Regions from separate parts of the Homo sapiens genome. Here region 1 is linked to region 2. The links are chromatin loops, found by intact Hi-C in ENCODE. Cell type or tissue: dorsolateral prefrontal cortex. All regions are shown on one strand. Links, peaks and the distances in the headings refer to the core of each region. The heading gives the core; the rest is flanking DNA.

Region 1 (9,395 bases), core at 804-8,803, 100 kb before region 2:
TCCAAGAAGCTGAGTGCGATGTCACTGATGGCCTTGGCCTGGCCACCCCCAGGGGCACCTGGGGCCCGGTCCAGGGGGAAGAGTGCCCTGTGGTGGGGGCTGCCCGCGGCCAGGAACTCCACCGCGTAGAAGTGGCCGCAGGAACCCAGCACGGGCAGCACGTGTGGGCTCAGGTCCTGCAGCAGGCTGAAGTAGACGTACTCCTCCTGCTGCAGCAGGGCCCACAGGCTGGCCAGCTGTCCCCGCCAGCGTGGGCCCCGCCTGCCCGGCCACCACGGCCCCAGGCTGCTGTTGGACAACTCCAGGCCCAGAGCGCTCTTGACCTCCCCAGCCACCATCAGGAGGAGTTCGGCCTCGGGCATGTCCTGGCCACCCTCCCCTGCCTCCTCTTCCAACAGGCTGAGGGGCGGGAAGCTGGAGAAGGCCTCCTCCTTGGACTTGAGGACCACGGGCCGGCCGCGCCAGTCGGCCTGCAGCACCTTCTTGCCTCTGTTGTAGTGCAGGCAGCGTTGGAACAGCAGCTCTCCCGCCACACACAGGTCCTCGCAGAGGTCCCCGGCCAGCGTGCCGCCCTGGTAGTCCTGGCACTGGAAGGAAGGGAACAGTCGGTCACCATGGGGAGGGCCTGGTGCCATCCGTCTCTCGGCTCGGGTTAGGGAAGGGGACAGCCTAGCCTCTGCCCTCAGGACGCTGATAATCCAGCTGTGCAGAGAAACCTCAGCCCTGTGGATCTCAGAGGCCACTCAGCCAGTGAGTAATTCAGAGGAAGGTTAAAGGAGCCGCTCACAGTCATTACACGACTCAGTCAGGCCTAGGACGGGTCTACAGAATCAGGACACCTGCGGCCGGGAAGCACGACTTCCCATCGTTCAGCTGGGTGACTCCGGGAAAGCCAGAGGCCAGGAAACCAACAGGTGAAGGGGCTGGACCAGGCCAGTAGCTCTCGACTCTGCCTACACTTCAGGGTCACTGGGAGAGCTTCTAAGTCCCACATCTAAGCAGCTAGGTCAGGTCTCAGCAGAGGGGACCCCAGGAGCCCTATCTGCCCCCAGGCTTGACCGCAGTAATGACCCTTCCTGCAAGTACATTCCTTGAGCTTACTGTTTTCCACATGAAATGGAGTGCCCTATAAAGCTTGCAGGCTGCAGGTTTGCAGATGTTTAGAGGAGAAGCCTCTAGAGGACACATGAGTGGGCACAGGGCTCATGGCTGGTGACCTGGAGAAGAGGAGGGACCAAGGAGGACCCATGCAGGATAAAAGAGTAGGGAGTGTTTGCATCTGAGCGGCGGTGAGCAAGGCTGTCCAGGAGCCCCCGGATGGGGTGTTTCTCCTAAACCTCAGGAGGCCTTAAGATGGAGCCACTAGGGGACCTGGCGACCTTCCCCACCACACCACAAATTCCCTGAGAAGCCCGTCCAGCCCGATAATCCTGCCAGAGGCAGGGAAGGAAGAAGTGCAGAATGGAAGGAAGGAGAAGACTGTCATCCTCTTCTCTCTTTTGTTTTTCAGAAAATCTAAACCATGGGACCACTTTGATTAGGGGTTGAGTGTATTTCCTAATCCCGCCCATTTCCCCGACAAATGAATCTTCCTCCATGTCAGCAAATAAAGGCCGCTCTTCCTTCCAGGAACTTCTATAGCACATGAAACAACAGAGTCACCCTCGTTCCTCTAAGGGCATGAGAAATACCAAATCCCAAAGCTGTTGTTCTCACCCCATTTCATTTGTGAGAAAGGACCTTGAAGGCTCAACAGTAGCAAAGGGCAGCTTGGTGCTGGGACAAAGGATGGGGCCAAGGGCCACTGAGCTTGGATTCCATGGTCTAACCACGCTGCCACATCCTTACCTGCTCTGGGCCTCAAACTCCTTCCTTGCGTCACACTCCCTGCCTCCCTGCATGATGATTGTACTGGCCAAGAGGGAAGTGTGTGTGCACACCACAGTGTATGCACGAGCACCAGGCATCAGGAGAAGCCTGGGAACAGCCTTGGGTTCATAATCAGATACTGCCCAGCCTCGCAGGTGGCTAGGTAGATCAGCTTTACCCATTCCAAGCAGATTACAAGTAGCTCCTTGAGGTCAAAAGCTGGACCTCCAGTGTCTAGATGTATAAATAATTCCAAAATCAGGCTGAGCATGGTGGCTCACCCCTGTAACCCCAGCACTTTGGGAGGCCGAGGCGGGCAGATCACTTGAGGCCAGGAGTTCAAGACCAGCCTGGCCAACATGGCTAAACCTGGTCTCTACTAAAAATACAAAAATTAGCTGGGCATGGTGGTGCATGCCTGTAGTCCCAGCTACTAGGGAGGCTGAGGCAGGAGAATCACTTGAAACCGGGAGGCGCAGGTTGGAGTGAGCTGAAATTGTGCCACTGCACTCCAGCCTGGGCAACAGAGCAAGAATCTGTCTCAAAAAAAAAAATCCAAAGTCAAAAAGCCTCTGAAAACTACGAGTTTTTCATGACTCATTTGACCTTATGTGGTGTCAAAACCCAGCTGAAAAGACACGAGCCTATTTGTATCTATATGTGTTTGACTTGATGTGAATTCGCATACATTTTGCTGTAGAATTATTAACTTGATTACTGGCACTGCCCCATAAGCAAAATATAAGGTACTATATGATCTTTCTAACATTCAACAAGATTTGAATTTTGAGACACACCTGGCCCCAAAACAGCAGATAAGAGAGGGACTGGGGGCCTTTATAAACACTGCAGGCTAATCGTTCAAAGCGCTTACTGAAAAGAAGCACTCCCAGTGCTTAAAAGAGGTATCTAGATATTTTTCAGAACTATTTCAGGTAGTACAACAGCCTGAAAGGCCAATGCCAAGCTGTCTGACTGCCCCCCTGGCTTCCTGCTGCGGGGGTGCTCCTGCCAGCCGCTGCATTTTAGATCTCTGTATAATGCATTGGGCGGGGATGAGGGGGGTCTTGCTTGGCTAACACAATGATGCACGCGAGACAGGCCTGTAGATAGAAACTCAGGAACCTCGCCCTGGAGCTAGTGACACCACCCTATTTGCCTGGGGCTGACTTTATGTCTTTGGAAACCCACATCCTTTAGGAAGTTGTATGAACACACACTCACCAGCTGCTTTAAACACATTTGGAGTTGTGCACCTCCTGTGTTCATCTTGGAATTGAACTCAACAGAATCTTGGTTAAATGTCATTCTTTGGCTTTAACCCGGGTCACTCTTTCCCAGGCACGGGGTCATGAAAGGTGCATGGGAGGATCCGGACCCTTTGCGCCCAGCATGCTTTGCTTGCGATCACCTCCACATCGCCCTTCGGAGGAAAGCGGCAGCTGGTCAGGCTCCTCTGAGACCTTTCAGGAGAGCCCTGAGAGGTGAGGTGAGGACGAATGATAAGGAACTGAGGCCACCGTGAGCAAGAAGATATAGATGGCAGGAACAGTAAGGGCTGTTCATTTTACTTGTTGGGGTTTGTCCCCTACTTGTTCTGGTATTTACATAGTTTCACGTCTCTATAAATCTGATAAGAAAGTGCAAAAAAAATTGTTTCCTGATCTCCTTTTAAATTAAAAAAAAGCTTCTGTAAGCATGATACCCAAAATAGTTGGATTCACTCCCATAAAATTTTATAGTGTTATCACATATCTAATTTAATCAAAAGTACTTTTGCATAAAGTAGAGAACCATTGAAAAAGAAAGAAAAGCACACAACAGGACTCCAGTGCAGCCAAAGGTGTGATCCTAAGCTGGGAGCTTCAGAGTCCCACAGTGCTGAGGAGGGGAGGGCGGGGAGATGTGGTCCTGGTTGCAACTGAGAGAGGAGGCTCAGGAGAAAAATGTCAGAGACACTGGGCCTGGTTTTCCATTAGCCTGTGAAAAGCAGAGTGAGGAGGGTGCCTACTGTGACTGCCAGGGCCCTCACCCCTCTCATCTGAACTGTGGCCACCATAGCCACTAGCCATGAGAGACACCTGCCGGCCAAGAAGCCACCTCCTCTCTGCCTCACTGGGATTGGGACTGGGCCACTCCCAAATCAACAGCTCCAGCTTTCCCAGCTGTGCATGAGCCTGGATGGGCCACCATCTGGCCACAGCTGCCAGGTTCCGGAGTTCACGGAGCAGAGGGGACAGGCTTCGAAATTCCTAAATGACATTAGAGTGACAGGGCAGGGCCACAGTGAGGCTAAGCTTGGCACAGATTGGGTCTGCCTCTGGGCTCTGCCCCTGGCTTGCTGTGTGGCTTGTTTCCGAGTCTGGAAAATGAGGACAATGGTACTGTGTAATGGAGTCAAACAAGGTCACAGGGAGACAGTCCCAACACAGTGCCCGGCCTAAGGTGGCTCGCTCAAAGCTAGCTCCCTCTCCAGCCCTGGCCAGGAAAGGGTGGGGGGCCGGGGCATCTTCTTCCTGGGGGAGACGCCTCTGAGCTCAATTTTGAAAGCGAATTAGAAGTCTGCCTTAGCAGACAAGGGAGAGGGCAGCTGAGTCACGGAGAAGAACTTGTGCAAAGGCCCCGAGTTTCAAAGTAGCCCTGTGTGTTCAGAGAACCAGAAACAGCCCCTGGGAGGAGAGGGCACAGTTGAAGCAAGCACCTACTGACAGGCTGGGCTGCGCTATTCGAAATGCCGTTTTGGGTGTCTCCATTGTACTTACACGCTTCCTACCCGGCCTGGCCAAATCAACCTTTGCCCGGAAGCCAGTCCCACCCCTAAGTGGAATTCTTGTCTTCCTCTCCTACCCCAGTGCTCATTAAATCATGGCCATGTGAGTGCATCACTGGGCCAGGTCCCCACAGCACCGTGTTTAACACAAACTGTGCCTCATCGATGAAATACAAATCTATACGAGATTTGCCCCTGTGAATTTGGAGGGCGATTCCAAACAGGAGTTGTGAGACATTTAGAACAATGGTATAACTTTGAATTTGGCATCCAGCTCATGGATTTTGGAAGGAAACGTTCATTTTGGCTGTTTTTCTGAAGATCAGCACATTGACTTGTAAACCTGCCTCCCTGACGCCTGCTTCTTGCGGCGACACTGGGTGTCAGAAAGGGCAGAAAGTGCAGCAGGTGACAAAAGCGCTGACCAGACCTGCCAGCTTCCACAGGTAAGGTCTTGGGTTTATAACCTAACTTTTCAGTATCCCAGTCACCGCGCTTGTCCTAAGAGAGCATTAAAACGCACACAGCTCTTCCTCAACTTAAAATGGATGATACCCCAACAACCCCAGAGTAAGTTGAAAATGCGTTTCATACACCTAACGCACTGAGCATCATCGCTTAGCCCAGCCTACCTTAAACATGCTCAGAACACTTACGTCAGCCTATGGCAGGGCAAAATCATCTCATACAAAGCCTATGTAAAATAAAGTGTTGACTATCTCACGTAATTTATTGAAAACTGCCTTGAAAGTGAAAAGCAGAACGGTTGCATGGATCCTCAAAGTGCAGTTTCTACTGAATGCATCTCACTTTCACCCTGTCATAAAGTTGAAAAATCATAAGTGAAATCATTAAAAGTCAGGGACCGTCTGTATACAAGTGTGGTTATGGCACAGATATTCCTTGATATCCTTTACAATGAAGTATTTTTGGCGTTTCAGTTCCTACTCTTCTTATGTAGAGTGCAAAATTCGTCTCCCATGGCTTACCAGTGTTAAAGTAAGTCTGCAGCATTGTTCTGCATGTCTGTGCCTGCTAAGCACAGAAAAAGATTTCATCCAGCCTTTTAAAAAAAAACAGTCAACTTAATGTACAAATTGCAAGTTTGAATTTAAAATTTTCATCGGGCCAGGCACAGTGGATCATGCCCGTAATCCGAGCAGTTTGGGAAGCTGAGGCAGGAGGATCACTTGAGCCCAGGAATTCAAGACCAGCCTGGGTGGGCAACATGGCAAGACCCCTGTCTCTACAAAAATTAAAAAAAAAAAAAAATTAGCTGGGCCACACTTATAGTCCCAGCTACTTGGGAGACTGAGACAGGAGGATTGCTTGAGGCTGGGAGGTAGAGGCTGCAGTGAGCCACCCTGTCTCAAGAAAACAAACAAAAACTCCAAAAACTTTCATCATGTTAAAGATAATAGTAGAATCATTTTATTAGCAGCATGTCCTGTTGAAATAGCTGGGTTTTTTTTTAACTCAATAGAAGTTGTTTATGCAGGTCCATTTTAAAAATCAGTCTTTCTCAGACTCCTTCTGTGCGTAGGAGGAGTTCCTAAGGCCAGCTTAAAGACAGGTACATTTTTGTACCCAAATGTGTGCGCATATAAAATCCACAGGTATTGGAGTTGAAAATAAACTGAAAAAAACAAGTTAAAGTCTCATTGCAGCTAACTCTAGTGTGCTTTTAAAATTTAATAACATTTGCAGTGGATTTGTGCTTCTCATGGATGTGAAAATATCTACATTGATGCACATTCCCATCAAATCAGCCCCAGCTTTGGTAAGCAGCACTCTTTGCAATCATTGCTTAGTATGTCTCTAATTTATGTCATGGTTCTCAGGCAAAAACAAAACCTGTCCACTCTAGTCTAGAAAAACTGTTGATAAGGTCCCAGAGGTCATGTCTGAGGGCCGGGTTTCCTTTTGTGTGTTTGTTTTTAAGGAGCATTAAGCTCCTAGGCAGTTAGCAACATTCAGACTTCACAGTGGTATTCCTTCCCGAAGTAGCTATGCTGTGCTTTGCAGAATCTCAGCTCAGTTAGCTCGTCCACTGTGTAACCGCTCCCTACTTTAGGAATGTGGCCGAGCATTCAGGCAGAACCATTCGCTGCTGAGAAATCTCTCTGGATATGAGCCCTGGATGCTGTAGTCCCATTGGGACCTTGACAGTTTCTATCACAGCAGCAAAGAAAGATAAGCCTGCCCTATTAAAACCGAATCTCTAATGTAGACAACTACATGAAATTCCATCAAGACCTAACTAGCCAAAAGGCAGTTAAGCCTTCAGGACAACAGAGTCTGTGGGAATATCTTTGACATGCTTTGAAAATGATTTGCTATGGAAGGGTTAAGTATACGAGTTGTTATGTAGGGTTTCCATTATTAGAGAAGCCACTTACTGTCACGTCATTGCTACCATCAGACTACACAGAGTCATGTCCTGGCTCCTCACCATATTCACCGTGTGAAGCAGGGCAAGTCACTTCACCTCCCTGGGGCTCAGTTTTGCCATCTGTAAAATGGGGATACTAAAAGCAAATACTTCATAGAGGTTGTTGAGGGAATTCAGTGAAATAAGCCCCACGAAACAATTCGCACAGTGCCTTCCCAGAGGAAGAGTCAACAGGCAGCAGCCCACATCTTCAGCCTCTGTGTGAAGAGTTCAGCCTGCAGAATGAATGAGAAGCCAGGTGTATCAGTGATCCAGCACCAAGCTAGCTCCCCAGCTGGCTGGGCCTGCTGACACAGCCCACTAGAAAAGCGGGCCTCCAGAGATCTGAGTGCACCTATTTCTTGATTACAGTGTGTTGTTCCTATTAAAGCTGCCATTAAGAGGAGCCCTAGAGTCTGACCAGGAAAATCCAAGCTGGAAGACCAGGGACTCAATTCCTTTGGAACAATTCAGGTTGGCTCTTCTAGAAACTTGTCAGGGGGGTGTGGTTGGCTAGAGGGGAACCTCCCTGGGGAGGTGGAGTGTGGGCTTGGGGAGAACATGGAGACCTCTGACCCCCATCCCCTGACTCGTCCCTAAGCTTTTTCCTCTGATTCCTTTATCCTACAGGTGGGTTCACCCCTGCCAGGCCAGCAACGCCCCCCGCCAGGCGAGAGCCTGGGAACACTGGCAGCCCCCGCTACTGGGGGTGGGGAATCCACCACAACTCCCTGGGCGCTGCCAGAAAGTCTCCCTTCAGCTCAGCTGGCAAAGTGGTTTCTTCTGTGCTCTGGTATTCAGAGTGAAAGCTAATGAGAGTCTGGAGGCCCATCAGGAAAATAACAACCAGTTTTATTATTACGGATAAAAGCCAGGCAGAATGAATTGGAAAGTGCCAGGGGAGCGGAGACAGAGGCTCAATTCAGTTCAAGTCCTCGGAAGCCACAATGCCAACCTCTACTTGGCAACTCAGCCCAGCAGAGTTGGGATTGTGAAGATTGGGGTCGTATTTAAACCCTGTCCTGAGAGTGTCCTGGGTAAAATTTGAGCCAGGGCACTGTGTGGATCTCGCATCAACACATCCAGGATGAAAACGGTAGAAAAGGAAGTGGCAGGAAGACAGGGGGAGAAAGAGTTCTGAGAATGTGTAAAGAGTAAGGAACTCAAACAGGGCCTGTGGCAAAGTCTGCTCCCCCACAAACCAGTTCGTGGAGACAGCGTCACATCGACACCTAGGGAGATGGATGTGGCCTCCGACATCGTTCTTTTGGCAATAGGAAAGACTGCCAAACCTTCGATCTTCAGGGGCAGAACCAACCTCTCCAGCTTTATGTCTGACTAGAAATGATTCCATATGGCTGCCATTGAAGATATATTGGTAAAGCCTCTAAACAGAATTGGTTTTAATTCATGACCTGGAATGCTGGGAAAGTCATGATTAGCAATTACTTAAATTATACTAGACGATTTAATTTCCATTATTAAGCCTTTCCTCACTTAACCAAAGGTAAATGAAAAATGGCATTCGTTTTCTATCTTAATCTAAAGGATTACTACATTAAATTTGTAAATAGGTATTCCCCTCTAGTTAAACCATCAATGTTTGTTTACTATAATTAGTCTATCAGCACTCCCTTCACAAAAAAAGAAAACCAGGGGGGAAAAATTTATAAATGAAAAGGACTTTTATGGGTTACTAAGAAAAATCAAAGAGCTCTTGCAACTTAAAACTTCATAAAACTGGCCCGGTGTGGTGGTTCACGCCTGTAATCCTAGCACTTTGGAAGGCCGAAGTGGGCGGATCGCCTGAGGTTGGGAGTTCGAGACGAGCCTGACCAACATGGACAAACCACCATCTCTATTAAAAATACAAAATTAGCCAGGCATGGTGGTGGAGGTTGCGGTGAGCCGAGATCACGCCATTGCACTTTAGCCTGGGAGACAAGAGCAAAACTCCATAAAAAAAAAAGAAAAAGAAAAAGAAAAAAAAAACCAAACCAACAACAACAAAACTTGCTAAAACTTCAGTGTAACACTAGAAGGGGTCAATAGAATCTATGAGTGACTCACCTATGTTCAATTCACGATGACACGATGACACGCGTCAGAATCAATTAGGAGCATAACTTGTCTTAGCTAGTATACCTGGCTCATTTTTTTAAAAAACAATTTCAATCTCACTTAAAAAATCATTTACTTTAAAAACTTTGTGGTCCCACATTTTGAAAATCTACAATCTCAAAAGGCCCACCCATATGTAAGCAACTGGACTGAAAACTTCCCATGTGTTTCTTGAAGATTTTTTAGAAAATAGATCTCTTTTCA
Region 2 (8,000 bases), core at 1-8,000:
GACCTCTCGCTTCGGGGGAAGGACAGGTTGTGATGGTAACACAGCAGAGGATGTAAACCTCCCGCTAAGAGTTACAGTATTTAGAGAAAAGACTCAGCACAGGGGCACTTGGAACTTTTGTTCCAAATCTAAAAATCTAAGAATAACCACCTGGAATAAACACAGGCCTATGCAGCAAGTGGGGTTCCCCTCAGGGTCCCATAGCCAGTGGGAGCTTACCACCCTCAGCTGGGCAACCGCCTACCCCCGCCGAAAAGACTCTCTCAGTCCAGGACTCACCCTGCGCATCCCTAACCCCAGCCCCCGCAAGCGCAACTTCCTGTTCTTCAGCTCCTCTTTCTTCTTTTTGCAAGGTCAAAAGCCAGGAATAACCTTTCGACATCCCTAGATTTTCAATGGGTGATGAGAGTTTGGATCTGTGTCCCTGCCAAATCTCATGTTGAGATGTGATCCCCAATGTTGGAGTTGGGGCTTGGTGGGAGGTGTTTGGGTCATGGGAGTGGGTCCCTCCTGGCTTGGTGCTGTCCTCACAATAGTGAGTGAATTCTTGCAAGATCTGGTTGTTTAAAAGTGTGTGGTGCTTCCTGCTCTTGCTCACATTCTTGCCATGTGAGGAGCCTGCTCTCTCTTCACCTTACACCATGGGTAAAAGCTCCTTGAGGCCTCCCCAGAAGCTGAGCAGATGCCGGCACCATGCTTATACAGCCTTCAGAACCATGAGCCAATTACACCTCTTTTCTTTATAAACTACTCAGCCTCAGGTATTCCTTTATAGCACTGCAAGAACAGCCTAACACAGAAAAGTGGTACTGAGGAGTGGGGCATCGCTATAAAGATACCTGAAAATGTGGAGGCAACTTCGGAACTCAGTAACAGACAGAGGTTGGAAGAGTTTGGAGAGCTCAGAAGAAAACAGGAAGATGAGGGAAAGTTTGCAACTTCTTAGAGACTGGTTAATGGTTGTGACCAAACTGCTGATAGTGATGTGTGCAGTGAAGTCCAGGCTGATGTGGTCTCAGATGGAAAAACTGATTGGGAACTGGAGCAAAGCTCACCCATGTTATGCCTTAGCAAAGAGCTTGGCTGCATTGTGTTCATGCCCTAAGGATCTGTGGAATTTGAACTTAAGAGTGATGACTTAGGGTATCTGGCAGAAGAAATTTCTAAGTAGCAGTGTTCAAGATGTGACCTGGCTGCTTCTAACAACTTATGTTCAGGTGTGGAAGTAAAGAAATGACTTAAAGTTGGAATTTATATTTAACCCTTTTCCTGGTTGCCCCAAGAATACTCACCAGTGGCACTTGTGGCTGCAGCATTTACCCTGAGATAACTTTGCCATGAACTATCTTGCTTTTATTATTATTTTCACATCACTCTAGTATATTGACTTTGGAAACAACAGACATCATTCTATTTATGGCATTCTGGTTTTAGTTAGTGGTATTTCCATTAACAAAATGTAGTAATTTTCAACTGCTGAAAATGTCAAATCCTAGAAAACGTAGCATTCCTACACGTGATGTTAACATTGTTCTTGAACAATTGTGGGTCAAAGATTCATTTAATGAATCTGAAATAGATGTTCTGATGATTCTGATGTTAGTTCTGTTTAGAAAGAACTCCCCGAACAGTTTTTATATTTTATTTTCACATTGAAAATCAGTCAGATTTGCTTCAGCCTCAAAGAGTGAGTTTATATAAAATTAAATGAGCACTGGCAGTGAGCTGCACTTTTTTTTTTTCTAAATGGGAAAAAGATTAAAAGGAAAGCAGAGCATAAAGTTTGGGAAATTTTCAGCCTGGCCATGTGGCAGAGAAAGAAAAATCATTACCAGGAGAGGAATTTGAACAGGTTGCAGAGCAACCACTTGCTAGAGAGACTTGCGTGACTAAAAGGTAGCCAAGTGTTAAAAGCCAAAAAAAATGAGAACAAGGTCTTGATGGCATTTCAGAGACCTTTGAGGAAGCCCCTCTCACCACAGGCCCAGAGGCCTAGGAGGACTAAATGGTTCCATGGGCCAGACCTGGGACAGCACTGCTCTGTACAGCCTCAGAAGGCTCCAGTTGTGGCTCAAAGGGCCCCAGATACAGCTCAGGCCACTGCTTCAGAACATGCAAGCTGTAAGCCTTGGCAGCTTCCACATGGTGTTAAGCCTACAGACACACAGAGTGCAAGAGTAAGGGAGGCTTGCCAGCCTCTACCTAGATTTCAGAGAATGTATGAGAAAGCCTCAGTGCCTAGAAAGAACCTAGAGGTGGAGGGGTGGAGCCCTCACAGAGAGCCTCTACTAGGACAGGTCAAAAGGAAACTATGGGGTTGGAGTCCCCACATAGGGTCCCCACTGGGGCACTACCTAATGAAGCTGTGAGAAGGGGGCCATCATTCTCCAGACCCCAGAATGGTAGATCCACTGGCAGCTTACATCCTAACCTTGGAAAAGCCATAGCGGTGGAGCTTCCCAAGGCCTTGGGAGCCCACCCCTTGCAGCAAAGTGCCCTGGATGTGGGACATGGAGTCAAAGGAGATTATTTTGGAGCTTTAAGATTTAATGACACTCTGCTGGGTTTTACACTTGCATGGGGACTGGAGCCCCTTTCTTTTGACTGATTTCTCCCTTTTGGAGTGGGAACATTTACCCAATGCCTCTACCCTGATTGTATCTTGGAAGTAAATAACTTGTTTTGATTTTACAGGCTCATAGGTGAGAGGAACTCATCTCCAGATGAGATTTTGGACTTGGGAGTTTGGAGCTAATGCTGGAATGAGTGAAGGCTGGGGGACTATTGGAAAGGCATTATTGAATTTTTTTTTTTTTTTTTGAGACAGTCTTGCTCTGTCACCCAGGCTGGAGTGCAGTGGTGTGATCTCGGCTCACTACAAGCTCTGCCTCCTGGGTTCATGCCATTCTCTTGCCTCAGCCTCTCAAGTAGCTGGGACTACAGGCACCTGCCACCACGCCCGACTATTTTTTTTTTTTGTTTTTTGTTTTTTGTTTTGTATTTTTAGTAGAGACGGGGTTTCACCATGTTAGCCAGGATGGTCTCGATCTCCTGACCTCATGATCCTCCTGCTTCAGCCTCCCAAAGTGCTGGGATTACAGACGTGAGCCACCATGCCCAGCCCATTATTGTATTTTGCAATGTGAGAAAGACATGAGATTTGAGGGGCCAGTGACAGAATGATACAGTTTGGATACGTGTCCCCGCCTAACTCTCATGTCGAAATGTAATCCTCAATGTTGGAGGTGGAGTCTGGCGGGAGGTATTTAGGTGCTGTCCTTGCAATAGTGAGTTTATGCAAGACTGGTTGTTTAAAGTGTGTGGCACCTCCCCGATCCCTCTTGCGCCTGCTCTGGCCACATGACCTGCCTGTTCCTGCTTCACCTTCTGCCATGAGTAAAAGTTCCTTGAGACCTCCTCACAAGGTGAGCTGATGCTGGCACCATGCTTCCTGTACAGCCTGCAGAACTGTGAGCCAATTAACCCTATTTTTTTTTAATAAATTACCCCACCACAGGCATTTCTTTATAGCAATACAAGAATAGCCTAATACAGATAACTAGTTCAAGGTCAAGCACAACTGTAACACACACACACACACACACACACACACACACAAACAAAAACAGAGGCATGGAGGAACAGGAGAAAAATGGATGGAGTCTCAGATCCCACTCAGATGGTGAAGGCGGGATTCATGTCCAAAGTCAATGTCCATGAACCTGGACAGCAAATTGACTATAGCAGGCTGCCCTGCTCTGTGGGGAAAAGGGAGGGAGAGGAGGAAATTCATTAAGGGAGGGAAGATGAAGTCGTGCACTTCCCCTTGTCAGACCCCTGCTGTCAGGGCCACTGTCAGGTCAGGGCATCAGGTCAGTCTTTTATTCGAGACCAGGGCTAAGCTGCTCTCCCCAGGCCAGAGGAGGAGGAGATTCCTGCTGAATCTGAACTATTCTCTCCTAACAACAATCATTGTTTTCATATTTTTTTCCTGCAGCTTATTTCCTTCTTCCAACTGTCCTTTTTTATTTTTCACTGTAGAGGAACACCAAATAATTTTTTTAATGGAACTTGTCTGAAGGAAAAATAAAAGCTCAAATGTTAATGTAGATGGATCAATTGGATCGATTGCGAAAAAAAAAAACAAAAAAAAAACCAGTAGCCACTGTTGTCTCCAAGAGCCTTTATTGAAGCCTTCCTCACACCTGAGCTCCCTCTCCGGCTACTGGAGGGCCAGAGGAGTCTCTCCCACTGGCTTCATCTGCCGCCCCTGGCTCCTGGCTAAGTCCCACAGAGCTGGGCTGGATCTGGCTTCAGCCTTCTGAGTGCAGGGTAGCCAGGGAGTTCATGAGTGGCTCATCAGCACCACCTACTGGACGCAGTTCTTACCTTGACCTTGCTTTTAACCACTGTATAGCTTCCTCTATCTACAGTTCTCATATTCAATAATATATTTGTATTGTCAAATGAGTAGTTATAGCTATGATTATTTTTAAAATGACTGTATTGTGATATAATTCTTATACCTTACAACTGGCCCATTTAAAGTGTGTAATTTTAATGGCTTTTAGTTTATTCAGAATTGTACAACCATTGCCACAATTGGTTTTATAACATTTTCATCACCCCAAATTCATTAGCACTCCCTTCCTATTTTCCCACTGGGTAACCACCAATCTACTTTCTGTCTCTATGAAGTTACCTACTCTAGACTGTTACGTAAATGGAATCACAATACATGGCCGTTGTGTCTGGTTTATTTCACTTAGCACAATGTGTTCAAAGTTTGTCTACACTGTAGCATGTACCAGTACTTCATTCCTTTTTATGTAAGATAAAAATCATTTTGTATAGCCAAATAATATTTCAGTGAAATATACCACATTTTATTTATCCATTCATTCATTAATGAACATTTGTCTTGTTTCTGCCTTTTGGCTACTATGAATAATGCCGCTATAAACATCCACTTACCAGTTTTTGTGTGAACATATGTTTTCACTTGTCTTGGATATGTACTCAGGAATAGAATTGCTGGGTCATATGGTGACTCTATGTTTAATTGATCAAGGAACTTTCCGACTGTTTTCCACAGTGGCTGTAGGCTTTTGCGTTCCCATCAGCAGTACATGAAGTTTCCAATTTCTCTACATCTTTGTCAAAACTCATTAGTGTCTGGCTTTTTAATTCTAGCCATCATAGAGGGTAGGAAGTTGTGTCTCATGTAGTTTGATTTGTGTTTTCCTGATGGCTAATCATGCTGAGCCTAAACTTTCCATGTGTTTATTGGCCATTTGCATATTTTCTTTGAGGAAATGTTTATTCAAATCCTTTGCACATTTTTAATTGGGCTGTCTTTTATTATTGAACTGTAATTGTCATTTATAGTCTCAACATAAGTCCTTTATCAGATATATGATTTGCAATCCCTCCCCCCACATTCTACGTGTTGTCTTTTCATTTTCTTGATGGTGTTCTTTGGTGCACAAATGTTTTTATTTTTGATGAAGTCCAATTTATCGATCCTGTCTTTTGGTGTCATATCTAAGAAACCATCACCTCATCCAAAGGTAGGAAGATTTACAGCTATTTTTTTTTAAGAGTTGTATGGTTTTAGTACTTTCATTTAGGTCTTTGATCATTTTGGGTTAGTTCTTATATATGGTGTGAGGAAGGGGGTGAAACTTTATCATTTGCTTGTGGATATCCTATTCTGCCAGCACTATTTATTGAAAAGACTGTTTTCCCCCATTGAATGATCTCCGCACCCTCGATGAAAATCAGTTGATCATAAATGTGAGGATTTATTTCTGGATTTTCGGTTCTATCCAATTGATATGTATGTGTGTCCTTAAGCCAGTTCACTCTCCAGAATATTTATAACTATTCTTAAACTTCACAATTTCCTCTCGATTATTATCCAGCAAAATTCAGACCCTTATTAGAACGTTTTGATACATTCTCCTACTTCAAAATGAGGAAACTTCCAGAGGTTAAAACTTCTGCCCTGAATGCCTGCCCTTCTCCAAGCTTACCCTTCCTTCCCATCAGTGTTCAGCACCAGTTTCCTCCAAGATGCTGCTGTTGACCATCCCCACCCCATGATGGGACATGGTCTGCGTTTCATGGCACATCTTACTGCTTTCCTGACAGCTGGTGAGCTCTCTGTCCTCTCAGAGCCACACATTTTTCTATAGCTCTTTGGTTGGGTCCTCGGCCACTGTGAGGCTCCCAGTCCCTGATGACAGCTGAGGAAATTCAGGCTCAGAGAGGTACCCGAAGGAGTACAGCTGGGATCTGGCAGGGCTGAACTTGGTGTTGGCCCTCCTGACTATTAGGCCTGTGGTCTCCCCGTGATGCCACCCCGACTGCACTGCTTTATCCACATGCCCTCTTCCAGCATTGACTCTCACTCTGCCACTTTGTTTTGTGAACACAGGTTCTCTGTGGTCACTCAGATTTTATGCCAGCTGAATCCTAGCTGAAAAGTTCTTGAAGCCTGAACATCCCTGTAGCATTTCAGTGCTGATCTGACAGAAGGTAGAACAGCCTGGGAGTGGCTTTCCTTTTGGGCATGGGATGGATTGACCCCAGGTGCTGAGTGACACTCTGGTTAGGGAGATGCACTCTTTATTGCCGTCTGGGACATTTTCAGTAGGACCAGATGTTTTGTTGGAAGTGAATTCCTAGAAGAGACAGAACACAGCTCCCTGTGCACAAATTCATTTCAGATGCACTGTGCAATGTGTTGGGGGGCTCGTCAGTTTGGATGCTCCCCAGCTCACCTTCACTCTATGGGGGCTTGAGGCCAAGGGATGGGCAGGAGCATGGAGGAAGATTCAGCAATGCATTTGGGAACACATGGGAAGTGATGGAGGGGCCCTGCATGGTACCCCAACAAGGGAGGAGGTCTGGTGGGAGAAGCAGGTGGGCTCCACCATGTAAGACCTGGGAGCCATGGGGATATTTGCTTTACCCCAAGGGCAATGGGACCTCTTGGAAGAGTTAAAACAGGGAGTCTTGCGATCTGCCCCACCTTTAAAAAGATCACCCAGGCTGCTTTGTGGAGGGTGGATTAGAGGAAGCCATGAAAATGACAGAATGAAAAGTGAAATATTCAACCAACTGCTTTTCAAACAGCCTTGCAGATGCTCCATTGTAAAATAAGCAACATCGGCGGGGCCACACCCATGATGAGCGTCCTCTCAAGGATGCTCTTGAGCACATCTCTCTCTCAAGGTCTCGGGGATGGCACTGAGACTTCACCAGCCTAGTTCCCCTTGTTCTCCCCGCAACCCCTGCTCACCTCCACCTACGGAAAGGTGGGCATTTGAAGAATCATAGATTAAACAAGTCAGAATTTGATAACGTAAAACATCTCAAACATTTAAAACAATAAAAGATGGGATTCCAGAGACAAAAATAACAGAGACAGGCTGGGTTAAACTCTCCCCTCCTTCCTCCTGCTGCAGGAGGGTGGGTTTGGCTTCTAAAGTGGAGCCCAGCTGGTCTCCTGGGGATAGCTGGTGGCTTTCCTAGCCAAGAACCTGACGTAGGCGGTCTGACCAAGGGCTGCAGCCCCCTTGGCCCTTCCCAGCCCTCGCTCCCTCCCTCCTCTTCTCCAGCCCGCCTCTGATGGCTCGGGCTGCACTGGGGGAGATGTTGCTGATGGCCCCTCCAGATGTGCAGGTGGCCCCTGGGTCTGATGCTGGCAGCTCCCACTCCAGACAGGGCTCTGGGGGGCCTCTGTGAAGGGGTGACCTTGCCCACTTTGCCACAGGACCTTCCTGTCAGGGGTCAAGGAGGAATGCTGGCTCTTAGGCTCCCAAGGACACCCAGGTGGAGTCATCCCAGAGGTGGACGGGCTGGGGAGACTGAGAAGGGGTCAGGGAGGGGAGAGGAGGGAGGAGACAGGGTTGTGGTTGGGTCTCTCAGAGATGGGGTTGCACCATGTTGGCCAGGCTGGTCTTCAACTCCTGACCTCAAGTGATCCGCCCACC

What was found. Hi-C counts contacts between places; a loop is a spot of excess contacts. Peaks named below come from ENCODE experiments on the same cell type or tissue, not always from the same donor. Only the 100,000 strongest peaks of a DNase experiment are listed, where the experiment ranks them.
Region 1: it touches region 2 in a loop (4-fold over the local background); 3 of 110 quality-filtered maps call a loop at or near these places.

The regions. Positions count from the first base shown.
Region 1 is chr18:74,446,697-74,456,091 of GRCh38, forward strand. It overlaps DIPK1C (divergent protein kinase domain 1C), which reads right to left. Exons shown (of 4, transcript NM_001044369.3): 2 at 1-587. Among named protein-coding and RNA genes, the nearest start is that of DIPK1C, 5.9 kb to the right of the region's middle. In dorsolateral prefrontal cortex, for the core only: no CTCF peak of the experiment used is centred there; DNase peaks (open chromatin) are centred at 4,205 and 7,945; H3K4me3 peaks cover 1,457 bases; H3K27ac peaks cover 3,656 bases.
Region 2 is chr18:74,547,777-74,555,776 of GRCh38, forward strand. The region is part of intron 1 of CNDP1 (carnosine dipeptidase 1); the gene reads left to right. Among named protein-coding and RNA genes, the nearest start is that of CNDP1, 17 kb to the left of the region's middle. In dorsolateral prefrontal cortex, for the core only: CTCF peaks have their summits at 4,368 (motif pointing left) and 4,568; a DNase peak (open chromatin) is centred at 4,345; H3K4me3 peaks cover 463 bases; H3K27ac peaks cover 2,514 bases.